Regions from separate parts of the Homo sapiens genome. Here region 2 is linked to region 1. A link is a contact called in ENCODE Hi-C or POLR2A ChIA-PET data. All regions are on one chromosome and are shown on one strand. Each heading gives the region's core, a stretch centred on a gene start or an enhancer-like site at or near the end of the contact. The rest is flanking DNA. Distances are from core to core; before and after follow the strand shown. Region 1 holds the start of LMF1 (lipase maturation factor 1). Region 2 holds the start of C1QTNF8 (C1q and TNF related 8).

Region 1 (7,667 bases), core at 1,608-4,107:
TTTTAGTAGAGACGGGGTTTCACCGTGTTAGCCAGGATGGTCTCGATCTCCTGACCTCGTGATCCACCCGCCTCGGCCTCCCAAAGTGCTGGGATTACAGGCGTGAGCCCCGGTGCCCGGCCTCATTTTACTTTTCTAAAATTCGAGGCGAAATTCACATAGCATGAAATAAGCCATTTGCCAGTGAACGACTCGGTGTTTAGCACCTCACAGTGCTGGGCAGCCATCGCCTAGTTCCAGAAGATTCTCATCAGCCCAAAAGAAAACGTCCTACCCCCGGACCACTGGCTCCCCACTCCCCGTCCCCAGACCTGGACCACAGAGCTCCCTCCTTTCCCCGTGGCTTTGCCCACCCCGGACATTTCATGTAAATGGGCTCACGCAACTCATGACCTCCGCGTCTGTCCTGTCCCACTGAGCTTGATGTTCTGAGGTTCATCTGTGTTGTAGCACGTGTCAGAACTGGATTCCTTTTTATTTTATGTTTTATTTTAGTGAGACAGAGTCTCGCTCTGTGGCCCAGGCTGGAGTGCAGTGGCGCGATCTAGGCTCACTGCAACCTCCACCTCCCGGGTTCAAGCGATTCTCCTGTCACAGTCTCCCGAGTAGCTGGGATTACAGGTGCCCGCCACCACACCTGGCTAATTTTTTTGTATTTTTAGTAGAGGCGGGGTTTCACCATGTTGGCCAGGCTGGTCTTGAACTCCTGACCTCAGGTGATCCACCTGCCTCGGCCTCCCAAAGTGCTGGGATGACAGGCGCCCGGCTCCTGGATTCTTTTTGATGGCTGAATCATAACCCAGTGCACTTTTGATTAAATTCAGGCTGAAATGGGCACGACCAGAGCTGCTGGTCCACCTCTCCCCGGCCCAAGCCCTGCCCCCGGTGACCTGCTCTGGAGCCATTCTGGGCAGTGGATGGGACCCCTGCGGTCAGCGTCTCAAGAGAGCAGACCCTGAGGGAAACTTGAGCTCAGAGAGAACAGGAGCTCCCAGCAGACCCTTCCGCTGACTGCTCCCACCCTGGGCAAATGCAGAGCCGGAGCCCGGAGCGCTGGAAGCTGGAACAAGAGGCCCTTTTCTGCTCTGCACAATGCCCCATTGTGCCCTTCGCGGGGAGAGCAGCTCGGCCCAGCGAGGGGAAGCTGTGCACAAAGCCTCCTTGTGAGGGCAGCCCCACCTGAGGACAGCGCAGGGCCACACCTGACGCAGGGCAGTCCCTCTCGCCGTCCGTCCCCTAGCAGGCCTGGCACCCAGACAGGGCCCGCTCTGCAGGCGTGGTCCCAGGGTGTGGGGCTCCCTGTTCCCCACAGATGAGGGGAACAGTGTGGGCTGTGCCGGCCCTTCCTAAGCTGGCCCCCAGGTCACGAGGAGAGGTACGGGTCGTGGGCTCTGTGGAGGGACTTGGGTGCCGGGCGCCAGCCAGGGCCGATGCCTCCTGCGATCCCCAAGGCTCCGAGCCCTCAGGCACACACCACGCTCCCGGAGGCTGGGCCAGCATGCGGAGGATGTTTGTGTGTTCGTACCCGTTGCAACATCTTTAACAGGGTCCCATTTCACAGCTGGGCTCCTAAGGGGGGTTTCATAGAAAAGAAATGGAAACTAAAAATGAATTAAACCATAAGATGTACACGTATGCTACGGCCCCAGCAACACAGGGAAGGTGGAGGCTGAGAGGAAGCTCGGGCCACTGCTGGTCAGGCCTGGATTTGGGGGCCCGATGTCCACAGTCAGTCCCTGCCCACACAAGGCTCACACTGCAGGTGGTGAAGATATAATTAAACAGGTAATTAAACAAGCAATAAAGACGGGTCATTTGACCAACCCAGTGGCGATAATTGATACGCCAAAACACTAGGAAAGCTAGAGAGGCAAAAGAGAAGAATACATGAAAACAAAAACAAAAAACCAGGACAAATATTTCCAATATACACAAAAGAACAGGATTTTTCATACGTAAAGAGTGCTGACAAATGAATAAGGAGAAATCTGCACTTCCACCTAAGTGCCCCACAGTTTATTCACTAACCCCTAGGTCTCCAATGCCTACTCTAGCCTCACGCCCTTTCTTTCCTCTAAGGAATGCCTGTGACCCCAGCCCTTCCTAGCACCCGCTTCACATCAGCCTCCAGAACCCCGCTCCAGTCATCAGAGTGTAGAGTGCTGGCGTCCTCCTTCATGTTCTGTTTGGGGCATTGGGCAGTTAGCCCTTCCCTCCTGAGTCCTGAGTCCCCCTCTTCCCCCACAGCTTGAAGTCCAGTCCCAAGGGCAGGCAGGAGCTGGGTTGTGCAAAGGCGGAAGGGTGCTCAGGCTGGGAGAAAGGGGAGGGTCCCCCGAGCATTCCAGGCACAGCCCTGCCTACTCTGTCCCTTGCTGGCTGCGACGATCGCCCTAGCACCCTCCTCCGCAGAGAGTGAGTGTCAGCTGTGAGGCAGGGGCACGCAGTGGTAGCACCGCCAGGGCCTGTGCAGCCCACCTTCCCCAGGACCACAGCTGGGAAGGCGCCTGGCTGGGGGAGGGCACCTGGCCTCTGCAACTCGGACTGACGGAAGGCACGCGTGCCTGCCCCAGTGAGCTCGGGTCGGGCGACGCGCACCACCTCCCAGGTACCCGGCCCCGCGCCCTACCCGCAGCAGCGCCCAGCGAGAACTGCGAAGGAGGCAGGCTCCGGGCACCCGCTCCCGCGCGTGGGCGGGGCCGGCTGGAGGGGGCGGTGCCTCCGGGACTGTGAGCGGGGCCTCCCGGGGTGTGGGTGGGGCCTTCGGCCGTGGGCAGGGCCGGCCAGGGAGAGGCGGGGCCTCCGAGAATGGGCGGGGCCTCCGAGAATGGGCGGGGCCTCCGGGAGTGCGCCCTCCCCGCACATGCGCCCTGACAGCCCAACAATGGCGGCGCCCGCGGAGTCGCTGAGGAGGCGGAAGACTGGGTACTCGGATCCGGAGCCTGAGTCGCCGCCCGCGCCGGGGCGTGGCCCCGCAGGCTCTCCGGCCCATCTCCACACGGGCACCTTCTGGCTGACCCGGATCGTGCTCCTGAAGGCCCTAGCCTTCGTGTACTGTGAGTGCCGGGCGGGCCCGGGACATCCGCCAGTGTCACCTCCGCGCACCACGACCCCCGCCCTCCCTCGAGACTCCTCCGCGCGGTCTCGCGGCCGCGGCGCCCCCACGCAGCCCTCCTTCCTGCTGGGGCCCGGGCAAGGCGGGGCGGGCAGGGCAGGACAAGGCTTGCTGGCGACAGCGCACCCGGCCCTACCCCTGTCGCCGCCTCGAGCCTCCGGCCTGGGCTCCTGGGCTCCCGGTTCCACCCGCAGCCCCGAAGTTGCACGGCCGCGCCTGCCAGGACCGGCTCGGGGCTATGCGAGGCGGGGCCGGCCCGGGCCCTGGCCCAGGAGTTCCCAGGAGAGCTGGGCAGGTGGAGGGTCACCCGTCCGTGCGCAGGTCGGGGGTCTGCGTCCTGGCTGCGGGGCGGGGGGCGGCCTGGAGAGGCGAGGCGCTCCTGCTGTCCCCGACACAGCGCTGTGCTGACGGTGAAGGTTCCCACTGTAACTGGACGCCCGCACGCCACATCCCTGCCGCGTGCGGCCCCTGCCAAAATCCGAGGAGCCGGCCCGGGAGCCTCCTTCGCGTCTCCCAGGGGCTGAGGGAAGGTGACTGGCTGGTGGCCAGACTGGAGTTTCTCCTTTAGTGTTCTCGACTAGCTCAGTCTGCGTTCGGGAAGATTCCCAGCGGAGGTCTGGGGGCAGCTCCGGAACCTCATCTGCAAGTGAAGCCTGCGCCTCACTGTGGGATGTGGTTGGCCGGGTCCACTGGCGGAGACCCTTCACCCCACAGCTGTGCGGGGCCCGCGTGCGCAGCCTACAGAGCAGAGCTCTGAGAAAAGTCAGTTCACGCTCAAAACCTCTGGATCCCCTGGCCAGGGGCAGCTGGCGATTCCAACTCCCTCTCTCCCCAGTCCCTACAACCCAGAACTGGTTTGGAAGAGAACGGTTCTGTGATCACGGTGACATGTGATCACACGGATACATGTTTCATAAGCCCAACGTGTCAGGAGCTACGAACCTCAAGTGAGGCTCTCAAATGAGTATGGAAGTGAGGGGAGCCTGCCAGGCCGAGATGCAGCCAGCGGGGCGCGTGGGCAGTCACCGTCCCAGAGGGCTCCGGAGCTGCTGGCCCCGGGCGTTGCCCACGCGTTGGTTGTAGGCCGTGGGCATTGGACGTCTCCCTTTCCTTCCATCGTCTGCTTCCCTCACGTGTGGAAGGAAAGGGTCAGGTTGCAGAAGTTCTTCTTTGCACAGCCTTTGTGCCACACACGTCGCGGGAAGTTTGGTAGCCTGGTTGTGCTGGAGTGATGCTCAGTTCGACGTTTTGTGTGACATTTGTGTGATACTTTCCACCTCCTGGTGCAAAGTGATGAGACGCGCTCATCACTACAAGGTTTCCTGTGGGATTGCAGTATCGGCTTCAACTGGGTCTGTGTCTCTCTCTCTCTTTCTTTAAAGCAACTATTTTATTTTATTTATTTATTTTTTTCGAGACGGAGTCTCACTCTGTTGCCCAGGCTGGAGCGCAACGGCACCATGTCGGCCCACTGCAACCTCCGTCTCCTGGGTTCAAGCGATTCTCCTGCCTCAGCCTTCCGAGTAGCTGGGATTATAGGCACGCACCACCATGCCTGACTAATTTTTAAAAATATTTTTAGTAGAGACAGGGTTTCACCATGTTGGCCAGGCTGGTCTCGAACTTCTGACCTCAGGGCCTCCCAAAGTGCTGGGATTACAAGCGTGAGCCACTATGCCCGGCCTGCAATTATTTTAAAAAGTAGTTCTTCCCAGGTTGCTTTTCCCTCCACAGTATTAAACAGTCATTTTAAATGTTGGTGCTGTCACTTAGCAAACGATGAAGTAGAGATAAAGTGAAGCTGTGAGGCTCTAATAGGCCTTCCACAGGGGAGCCCGAGATACAGCAGGAAGTCCCAGCGGCCTTGCCTCCGGAGCACAGCTTCATAAAACCAGCTCAGACTCTTTCAAACGAGCTGAGGCTCCTTTGATCTCCGCAGGGATTCTCTGTTCAATTCAGAAGGAACTGCTTTTAAGCCACTGGGTCAAGCGGATATTTTAAGCCTGGTGCCCAGCATTGAACATTTCTCCTTGACATATGCACGTTCTTCTGTCTTGTGAGTACATTTGGGGTAGAATCAGTGTTTTTCTGCTGTATCAAGGAACCAGTTTCCCATCTTTCAGGGACATGGTTTTCTGGCTGAGCTGGCCCAGGGCAAGCAGGCAGTCATCCTGCATTTATCTCCTTCTAGAAAGTTCTGGATTTTACTGGGACTGTGCGCTACTCCCTGTTCCTCAGAATCCCAGGGTTTTTCCAAGTTGCCATAGGGGCTCTCCAAATATTTCACTTGATACTGAATTTTACAATGTTTATAGCTATTGAAACACTTGTAATTAAACACATAACCAAATGTATTCTGTGGAAACTCCCCTTGTTAAAAGACATTGAACTGAGGGAGGCTTACCCTTAGGCAGATTGTCTCAGCAGACATGTAGTAAAGATGTACAGATCAGGAGAACACAGAAACGCCTGCCCTGTCGGGGAAGCTTCGAAGCCAGACCTGGAGAGGCCGGCTGCCAGCGACAGGCCTCTGCATTCAACCTGACTTTGCATCCGTCCTGGGGCTGGCTCCTTCCCACCGCGGGCCTGGGCGTTTCCATGTGCTGCCACCGAGGTGTGTAGGTGCTAGGGGTGTGCTCACTGCACACAGACGTGCATACCGCGGGCGTCCTGGGGTGTCGGGCATGCCCTGCTGTGCTGTGGGAGCCGGAGTGTGTTAGCGGAAAGCGGCATTTTCACAGGGCTCAGAGTTGAAGACACACCTGTCTTCCTGACGTGTGGACTCGGGTCCCTAGTGTGATTACTGCGTTGAGCAGATGCTGAAGTAGCACCCTGCCCGGTGCTGACCTCCTGGTGACAACGCCACTACCCCCAGTGGACAGCGAGGAAGCAGGGTCAGCCACTGGCCCGGCTGTGCAGCGATTGTCCGTAGGCCCTGGAGTTCAGCCCTGCCCTTCATTCACGCCACTGTGCAGCCTGCGTATCCTGGACACCCGGTTCACATCTGGGCAGCGGCGTTCTCGGGCCGTGACGGCTCCTGGGAGGACCGAGGCTGCCCGAGGTGGTCGGGGATGCCTGACACTGACACTGAGCTTCCCCTCAGCACAGATGTCACTCCCAGGAATGGCTGAAATCTGGACGAGTAAAAGCTTATGTGACAGGAGTTTCCGGCCTAAGCAGCGGGACCTGGGTGCCATGTTCTTGGTGTGTAGGGGCAGTGCCGGCCGCCCATGGGTGCCGGTGCCTCCTGCAGTCAGGCCTGCTGCTGTCTGTGTGCGCAATAAGGAAACCGAACCCAAGAGTGGGCACCATGCCCAGGCTCACCGGAACAGAGGGCAGAGCAGCCTGGCCAGAATCCCTCACTGTTTTATGGCAGGAACCCCCAGGGTCGTGCGTCGACGTTGTGGCCCGGCGTTCCCTGCGGAAGATTGAGGCCCTCACTGGTCAACCCTGCAGTACGGGGGCGTGTGTGGCAAACAGCTGGTCTGGAGCCTCGTCAGCCAGGCCGGCTCCTTGATGCTTTGAAATCCCCCTCCCAGGGGGCCTGGCCAGGTCCGTCCATGGGCGGCCACAGGCAGCTGGGGCTGGACTCCTGGAATTTCCAGCAGCCCTGTGTCTGTTACAGCGCCAGTGGTAGAGCTGGATTCCCTGACAAGACGGGGGAAGGACAGCCTTGCAGGTGCTACTGAAGACACCCTAGGCTAGAGCTGCCCACCCTGGGTGGGTTCTCCTGGACTGAACTGACGTTGGTTTGCTATTGATGAGAGTCACATAGTATATGTACACAATGCATTTTAACTGCCTCAGAATTAAGGTGTTATCTGGAAACAGTGTAATTACAGTTGGTCAGAATTGGGTTGATAGCAGTTCACTGCAGAGAACTTTCTGGAAGCTGTGACAGGTGGAAGTAGTGGGGCTCAGGGTTGGTGGGCCACACCTTAGCTGTGTGGCCTTGGCCAAGTTGCTCATCAAGACCTTCCTGTCACTGATGAGGTGAGAGTGACCGCTGGGCCGTCCTGAGGCTGACATGGGATTCCTTGCCTGTGCACACTTCCCAGAAGGCGGACCAAGGACACACCCGCCTGGGAGACGGCTCGCAGGCAGCCACGGAGTATATATATCTGAACGTCGGAAAGGACCTTTCCTTTGAAGCTCAAACATTTATGAGATATTGTTACAATTCGGAAGGGATCTGTAGGTGAAATGTGACATGAAGACTGGGTAACGTTGGCATTTGCAGACTGACTTTATGTGTGGCACTTTTCGTGGGTGCCATGGCGTCGGCGCAGAGACACTCCTGAGGGATTTCGTCTGTCGGTCCATGTGTTTGTGGGGGCCGAGTCCTGGACAGGCCTAGGAGGGAACCGCCCCGGCCAGGGCCGGCTGCTCGGCGCCTGCACAGGGCATGAGTGCTGGGGGCTTTGGGACACACGCTCCCTGCTGCCTCTGGGGCAGATGTCCACCTGCACTGCTTGCAGTGAGAGGCTGGGGCCCCAGTGGACGAGCCGTGGTGCCTGAACTGCTCCCGCTGTGTCCCCGCCACGTGAGGCATCTC
Region 2 (7,667 bases), core at 1,538-4,037, 130 kb before region 1:
CCGCATCCAGGGCTCTGGGTGGAACTCAGACCCCGTGCCAGCCTCCGTGGGTGTGGGTTTGGGGTGAGGTCCCCGTGCCGTGTCTGCTCCAGCCCCACAGGGAGCTGCCGGCTGCTGTCACCTCCTGTGGCGGCTCATCACATGTACTCTCGGCCAGTGGCCATTAAGAGCCTTGGGAGATAATGGTCCCTCCGCGCCGGCCGCGCACTCAGGCCTCATTATTGCCCAGGCCCAGGCAGCGCTCTGGCATGTCCCCTCGGGGAGGGGGTGGCTGATGAGAAGCCGAGGGTTGGGGCACGGGGGAGGGGGCCTGGAAGGAGTCGCTGAGGCTGGCTGGTGGCACCAGCCTGGGAACACGGAGCCAGGCGCTGTTCCGAGCACAAGGCAGGTTCCAATGTCAGGCCTCACGTGCACTTTACAGCTGGGGACACTGAGCCCAGGGGTCCCTGCGCCCACTGTGCTCCCACGTCAGGGCCAGGCTGATGGCTGCAGCAATGGGGGCGACTCCCCGGCTGGAGAGGGGCCAACACCCCCGCCCCCAATTTCCTGACCTCCCCACTCCCCCACGTGCAGGCAGACCACTGGACTAGGGCACGCGGGGGCCGCCCGCCTTGTGCTGAAAAAGGAGGCCCAGACTTTCGCAGTCTAGTAGTAAAATCCTGAAACCCAGGGATGGAGCCCTCCCCACTTTCTGGGTGGACCCCAAACGCCTTCCTTTAGAAAGATCATCCACTCCTCTCGGGGGCTGAGTGAGCCCAGGCGTCCAGGAGCCCCCAGTCTGTACAGCAGGGAGCTGAAGGCTGGGAGAGAGGGGTGGAGTCGGGGGTCTTGCTGAGGCCCCCTCCCCCAGTGCCTGGCACCTCCACCCGCACCTCACTGGCACAAGCGCCCCGCAGCACGGAGAGGGGGCGGCCCTCCCGGGGCCCGCCTGGGACGCTGCTGGGTGTCTGTGGGGGGTGGGCCCCAGGGCACCCGGCAGCAGCCGCTCCCCCGTCGCCACGGCAATGCCGCGGTCATGCCTGGCCAGGGCTATTTCTGTCCAGGAGACATGCTGTCCTGCCCCACTGAGTCACCCCCCGCGCTCCCTGCCCACCCCACTCAGGCCTGGCCTGCAGCTTCTGTGCCACATAGTTCAGGCATCGGCCCTGCCAGCCGCCTGCCCAGACGGACTCTCCCCAGGACGGGTCATCCCGGGCCACCCGAACCCAAGGGACCCAAAGGCACCCTTCCCGGGCCGTTCACCCACCCCTCAGCCTCCCTCCACCCTGCTCTGTGCGTGGGGAGGCTCTGGGACCTGCCCTCAAGGGGGACTGTCAGGAACATGCCTCTCTTTTTAGGGGGCAGTTCTGCTGGCGTCGGGGGGCACTGAGGGGCACAGGGTTCCCTGTGTCTAGGCCTCAGGGACGCTCTGGATACTTCTGAGCTCCATGGGTGCCCATTTCACGGGCATGGGAGGCTGAGGCTCAGACCCAGGGCACAGCAGAGTGTGGGCGTCCGCCCGTCTTTCTCTGCAAGCCCCAGGAGCACACTGTCCCACTGGGACACATCTGCAGAGCTGTGTTCTCGCCGCCCAGGGCACAGCCACGCTGAGCCGGCTCGGTCGGATGCAGGTGCCATAGTCACAGGCGCTCAGGTCTTCACACCCCATCTGTGTCACCACAGCCAACAGGGTGAAGATGGCTGTCCCCAGAGGGGGCCGCTGGGCCTAGTGGGTGCCGCTGCCAAGGGTGAGCTGTCACCGCCCAGGGCCACCTGGAGGGGGGAGCCTGGAACCGGCTACAGCTGGTGCGGTCCCCACCACAGCCCTCCCCAGCCCGTTGCCCGCAGCCTGGCACACGAAGCTCCCACAGGGGGGACCCCTTGGTCTCCCCTCACCTCCTGTCCTCCTTTCCTCCTCGGTCTTTAGCATGGGGGTGCTGAGGGCCAGGCCAAGCTGAGGGGCTGCGGGGAGAGCGGGACCCCAGGTCGCACACAAATCTGCCGAGGGGACTGAGCCAGCTCGGGGCCCCTCCCCGCCCACAGCCTGCTTTCAGGCAAGGCCGCCACAATTCTCCTGCCACGTCCAGCACCTCCCACAACAGGGGCCGGCTTGTGGAGGAAGGACCTGTGGGGAATGGCCGCGTGTCCGTGTCCAGAGGCCCAGGGTCGGAGCGGGACAAGGCCAAGGTGCTGTGTGGGCTTGGCCTGGGGCCCACAGAGAATGGAGCCCCCGCCCGCTGAGGCCTGGGAGGCCTAGAAGTCATTCCCGCGAGTCGTCCGGCCCAGTCCTTATCCGCTGAGAGGCGGGGCTGGTGCGGGGCCTCCCCAGGGGTGTCATGAGGGAATGAAGAGACCCCACGGAGCCTGGGGAGGCTGCGCTCCTGGGCTCCATCCAGCCTGGCTTCCCCGCCAGCAGCATGAGGGCTGTGCGTCACCCGGTGGCTTGGTGGCCATGGGGGCCCCGTGCAGCATGGAGGCCCTGGTCTGGGCCCCGAACACGGGCCTCGGCCTACAGCCCCCCCGCCGGGCCCGCCCAGCCACAGCTTCCATCTGCCTGCTTCTCCTCAGGGCGCCGCACCCCAGGCGGGCAGCAGGCTTGGTTTCCCGATGGAGGAGAGCTGCGTGCCCACGGCACCATCCCCCAACCCAGCCGGCCAAGACGCCGGGCCCCAGCCCCGCTCATGGGCACGGGGCTGGCAGGAGGACCCTGGGGCCGCGAGGCAGGCTTCGCAGTGGACACAGGGGCCCTGCCAGGATCCTGTCCAGGGCTCGGCGGAGCTGGCCTCTCGGCCTGTTGCTCTTGGACAGCCCAGAGGAAGCCACGGGCGCCCAGGCGGGCATGAAAGGGCTCTTTGACGGCTGGGTTGCTGGGACAGTAACACAGACGGCCGGCCAGGCAGGGAGCATCCCTGAGACGGTAACAGGAAGCACAGGGCCTGGGGCTGGTTGTGGGAGTCTTCACAGCCGCCCTGGGCAGGTCGGGCTCCCCCTGAACCCCAGCGGAGCATGATCCAGCCCTGATTGTCTGCCAGGCAGGGCCAGGGGCTGGGACGGCCGGGAACTCCGTGGGGGCTCCTGCAGGCCTCCGTGCATGCACACACCCACTCCTGCCAGGCTCCCTCTGCCGGAGGAGTCCAGGGGGGCTCTTGTGGTGTCCAGTGGGGCCAGGGGGTGAGTCAGGGTCTGCTGAGCTCATGGGGAGGCAGGCAGAGGGTGTCTCAACTGCCAGAGACATTCCACCCACCTGGAATGACCCACTGCAGGAGGAAGGACCTTGCCCTGTGCTACAATCCCAGAGGGCTTCCTGAAGGAGGCAGCCTAGATCTTTGTCCAGCAGAGCCCATCTTCAGGGAATATTGAGGATCCCGACCCGTGCACCTGCCCTAGCGGAAGACACTCCTGGCCAAGCCTCCAGATGTGGCTGTGAGGGGAGTGGGGTAGGCAAGGCCCACCTGGCAGGGGGGCCAGGCTTGTTGGGGCAGCTGCTGTTGGGAGGGGGCCTACCTTGCTCAGGGGGACCCAGGTTGGCTCTGGCTTCCCCTCGGCACCAAGGTGGGACCATCCTTCCCTAGTCTGGGGGAGGCAGAGGAGTGGCCTCCCGAGGCCCCTGCAGGCCCTGCCCTGGGGGCTCCGGACGAGAGGCTCTCTGGGCCTGGCTGAGACGGTGCCTCTGTGCACTGTGCAGGGCCCCCCACCCCAGGCCAGCCTTGGGGGGCCTTTCCCTGGAGCAGACCAGCCACCACGCCCCAGGGCTCTGCCCAGCCACAGTGGGTGGGGCCTTGGGCGGCTACCCGCTCCTGAGTTTAGAGGGCTGTCTCAGAGACCTCTGTGTCCCACAACGGCTTCCCCACCATCTGCCGGGTGTGGGGGCCCCAGCTTTGGGGACCAGGACTCCCCGACTCCAGGTGTGCAGGGTGCCTGGTGCGGCCCAGAGTGTAGCAGCCCCTGAGCCTCGGCCTTGGCCTCACCCACTGGGCCAGGACCGTCCGTGCCCAGGCAGAAGCTCCCGCCTCCACTGGCTGTATTCCCAACGGGGGCAGGGCCGGGCTGCCGTAGGGTCTGGGGGCTCCAGCTGGGGCACCTCCTTCTCAGTCCCTCCCCTCTTTCCTCTCCCCCAGCCCTGGCCAAGATGGCAGCCCCCGCCCTGCTGCTCCTAGCACTGCTGCTGCCCGTGGGGGCCTGGCCCGGGCTGCCCAGGAGGCCCTGTGTGCACTGCTGCCGCCCGGCCTGGCCCCCTGGACCCTATGCCCGGGTGAGTGACAGGGACCTGTGGAGGGGGGACCTGTGGAGGGGGCTGCCTCGAGTACGGCCCACTATAGACATCGAAATCCTCAAAGGTGAGGCCCGTGGGTGCTGCCTGCATGCTCCCCCACCAGGACCCAACAGCCCACAGGGAGTGGGGAGCACCTGGGGCTTGGGAGGAGGGGCGGGAGGGGCACGCTGAGCACCAGTGTCTGCCCTGGCAGCGCTCCCTGCACAGGGACCCCTGGGCTCCCCCCGCAAGCAGGAAGAAGCCTGGCTTGGGGAGGGACCCATGAACCAAAGTGGGGTGCTGAGGATCCTGGGGAAGGGGGCCAGGGTTCCTGAGATCCCCAAAGTAGCAGCCCCTTGGGAAGGGAGCCTGGGCAGCCCGCTTGCTCTGAGACCCCTTGACACGGCTGCGCTGTCCCGAAGGCTGTACTAAGGTTAGGCTTGGGTAGGACCTTCCCAGCCTTCTCATTCTTTAACACCCAACGCAGACCGTAGCTGGCCCTGACCACCCATGTCCCCACCCTCTCGGTGGGGACGGCCTTGCCACAGGCCTTGGTCTAGCCACACCTTTGGAGAACGGCTTCTCCCCATCTTACAGACGTGGACGCGGAGACTGGGAGAGGGGCCGTCACTTGCAAAGAGTGTGTCCTTACAGTGACCCTTGAGCCCCAGCCCCTGGCCTGGGTGCTGGAATGGGGGAGGCCTGCCCAGCCCGGCCCCGACCCGTGGCTTTCGTTTGTCCCCTGCAGGTGAGAAGGGTGAGGCCGGCGTCCGAGGTCGGGCCGGCAGGAGCGGGAAAGAGGGGCCGCCAGGCGCCCGGGGCCTGCAGGGCCGCAGAGGCCAGAAGGGGCAGGTGGGGCCGCCGGGCGCCGCGTGCCGACGTGCCTACGCCGCCTTCTCCGTGGGCCGGCGCGAGGGCCTGCACAGCTCCGACCACTTCCAGGCGGTGCCCTTCGACACGGAGCTGGTGAACCTGGACGGCGCCTTCGACCTGGCCGCGGGCCGCTTCCTCTGCACGGTGCCCGGCGTCTACTTCCTCAGCCTCAACGTGCACACCTGGAACTACAAGGAGACCTACCTGCACATCATGCTGAACCGGCGGCCCGCGGCCGTGCTCTACGCGCAGCCCAGCGAGCGCAGCGTCATGCAGGCCCAGAGCCTGATGCTGCTGCTGGCGGCGGGCGACGCCGTCTGGGTGCGCATGTTCCAGCGCGACCGGGACAACGCCATCTACGGCGAGCACGGAGACCTCTACATCACCTTCAGCGGCCACCTGGTCAAGCCGGCCGCCGAGCTGTAGCCGGGTGAGGGGCCCCGCGGCTGAGCACCGGGCGCGCGCGCGCGTGTGTGTGTGTGTCTGTGTGTGTGTGTGTGGGGGTGGGTGTGGGTGTGTGTGTGTGGGTGGGTGTGGGTGTGGTGGGGTGGGCGGGCAGCGGAGCTTCAGCGCCGACTGTGTGCAGTGATTTGTTGAGCGCTGACTGTGTGCAGGGATTGGTTGAGCGCCGACTGTGTGCAGTGATTTGTTGAGCGCCGACTGTGTGCAGGGATTGGTTGAGCGCCGACTGTGTGCTGTGATTGGTTGAGCGCCGACTGTGTGCTGTGATTGGTTGAGCGCCGACTGTGTGCAGGGATTGATTGAGCGCCGACTGTGTGCTGTGATTTGTTGAGCACCGACTGTGTGCAGGGATTGGTTGAGCGCCGACTGTGTGCTGTGATTGGTTGAGCGCCGACTGTGTGCAGTGATTGGTTGAGCGCCGACTGTGTGCAGGGATTGGTTGAGCGCCGACTGTGTGCAGGGATTGATTGAGCGCCGACTGTGTGCAGGGATTGGTTGAGCGCCGACTGTGTGCTGTGATTGGTTGAGCGCCGACTGTGTGCAGTGATTTGTTGAGCGCCGACTGTGTGCAGGGATTGGTTGAGCGCCGACTGTGTGCAGGGATTGATTGAGCGCCGACTGTGTGCTGTGATTGGTTGAGCGCCGACTGTGTGCAGGGATTGGTTGAGTGCCGACTGTGTGCTGTGATTGGTTGAGCGCCGACTGTGTGCTGTGATTGGTTGAGCGCCGACTGTGTGCTGTGATTGGTTGAGCGCCGACTGTGTGCAGGGATTGGTTGAGCGCCGACTGTGTGCTGTGATTGGTTGAGCGCCGACTGTGTGCTGTGATTGGTTGAGCGCCGACTGTGTGCAGTGATTTGTTGAGCGCCGACTGTGTGCAGGGATTGGTTGAGCGCCGACTGTGTGCAGGGATTGATTGAGCGCCGACTGTGTGCTGTGATTGGTTGAGCGCCGACTGTGTGCAGGGATTGGTTGAGTGCCGACTGTGTGCTGTGATTGGTTGAGCGACGACTGTGTGCTGTGATTGGTTGAGTGCCGACTGTGTGCAGTGATTGATTGAGCGCCGACTGTGTGCAGGGATTGGTTGTGCCCCGACTGTGTGCAGGGATTGATTGAGCGCCGACTGTGTGCAGGGATTGATTGAGCGCCGACTGTGTGCAGGGACTGATTGAGTGCCAGCTGTGTGCAGGGATTGATTGAGTGCCGACTGTGTGCAGGGACTGGGCCATGTGGAGTGCTGGGTGTGTTGGGAGCAAGTCTGACCCGCACCTGCCCTCACAGGGGCTGGCGCACAGGAAAGGACCACATGAAGCCACATGGACGGAGGCCTGTGGTACTGGGTGTGCGGTGGGCGTAGCCAGGTGGTAGAGCGAGCTGGGTGCCTCCTCATGGGGTGGTCGGAGCCCGGTTGCTCACCCAGGTACTCGCCCTCACGGCCGAGGGGCCATTCTGCTTATAAAAGCTGTGCCAGGCACCCTTGCTGAGGAGACATTCATTCGACATTGCGTATTTGCCAAGCACCTGCCCGGTGTGGATGGACCCAGGGGAGGCCAAAAGGGTGGAAGGAAGACGGTCACTTCCAGGCGGTGTGAGGGGCACCCAGCACTCACGGTGGCCGGGAGGGTGGGGCTGCTCTAGTGGTGGCTTGTCCTTGGCAGGAAACACGCGGCTGAGCGCAGGGGGTCAGTTTTGGGGGCTCATGGGTCCTCAGTCTGTCTGAATGTGTGGGGGCTGGAGGAAGATTGGACCCTGATGGGCACCAGAGCCGGAGGAAGCCTCAGACCCCCACGGAGTTGCCTTATGCTTAGACAGGGATGAAAGTCAGGTCCACATGGCCTGGCTGCAGTTGTGGGGGCAGAGAGGGCCCCATTTGGGAGTGTGGGTGGGTCGGTCCCTCCAGGCAAGAGGCTGGCCCAGCTCTGGTCACTGGAAGCCTCTGTTACCCTCCCCGGCTGGAGCAGCTGTGGCCCCTCCCGGAAGCTCTCCCAGCCACGTGCTCACTTGTCTCTGGAACCACCTCCACCTGACCTGGGCCTCCCTCCCCCTCTTCCCAGCCCCTCCGGCCCAGCCTCCCACGCACCGCCTCCTCCTCCTTGGTGTGC

The links. A loop is a pair of places that touch in the nucleus more often than their neighbours do. ChIA-PET counts read pairs that join two places held with the same protein, here RNA polymerase II (POLR2A). Pooled maps may share reads with other maps.
Region 2: a loop to region 1 is called in a map of ascending aorta, with 5 times the contacts of the local background. The contact joins the promoter of C1QTNF8 here to the promoter of LMF1 in region 1. A Hi-C loop is called at or near these places in 2 of 168 maps with a recorded cell type or tissue (ascending aorta and gastrocnemius medialis), 4 of 37 single-sample maps with no recorded cell type and 9 of 50 pooled maps. POLR2A ChIA-PET finds 5 or more read pairs at or near these places in 1 of 52 experiments (PC-3).

The regions. Positions count from the first base shown.
Region 1 is chr16:966,174-973,840 of GRCh38, reverse strand. It overlaps LMF1 (lipase maturation factor 1), which reads left to right and starts at 2,857. Exons shown (of 11, transcript NM_022773.4): 1 at 2,857-3,053. The coding sequence starts at 2,861. RefSeq lists enhancers at 688-1,678, 3,661-4,652 and a silencer at 2,446-3,615.
Region 2 is chr16:1,091,364-1,099,030 of GRCh38, reverse strand. It overlaps C1QTNF8 (C1q and TNF related 8), which reads left to right and starts at 2,787. Exons shown (of 5, transcript NM_207419.3): 1 at 2,787-2,875; 2 at 3,243-3,416; 3 at 4,098-4,316; 4 at 4,980-5,534. The coding sequence starts at 4,109. The coding sequence ends at 5,530.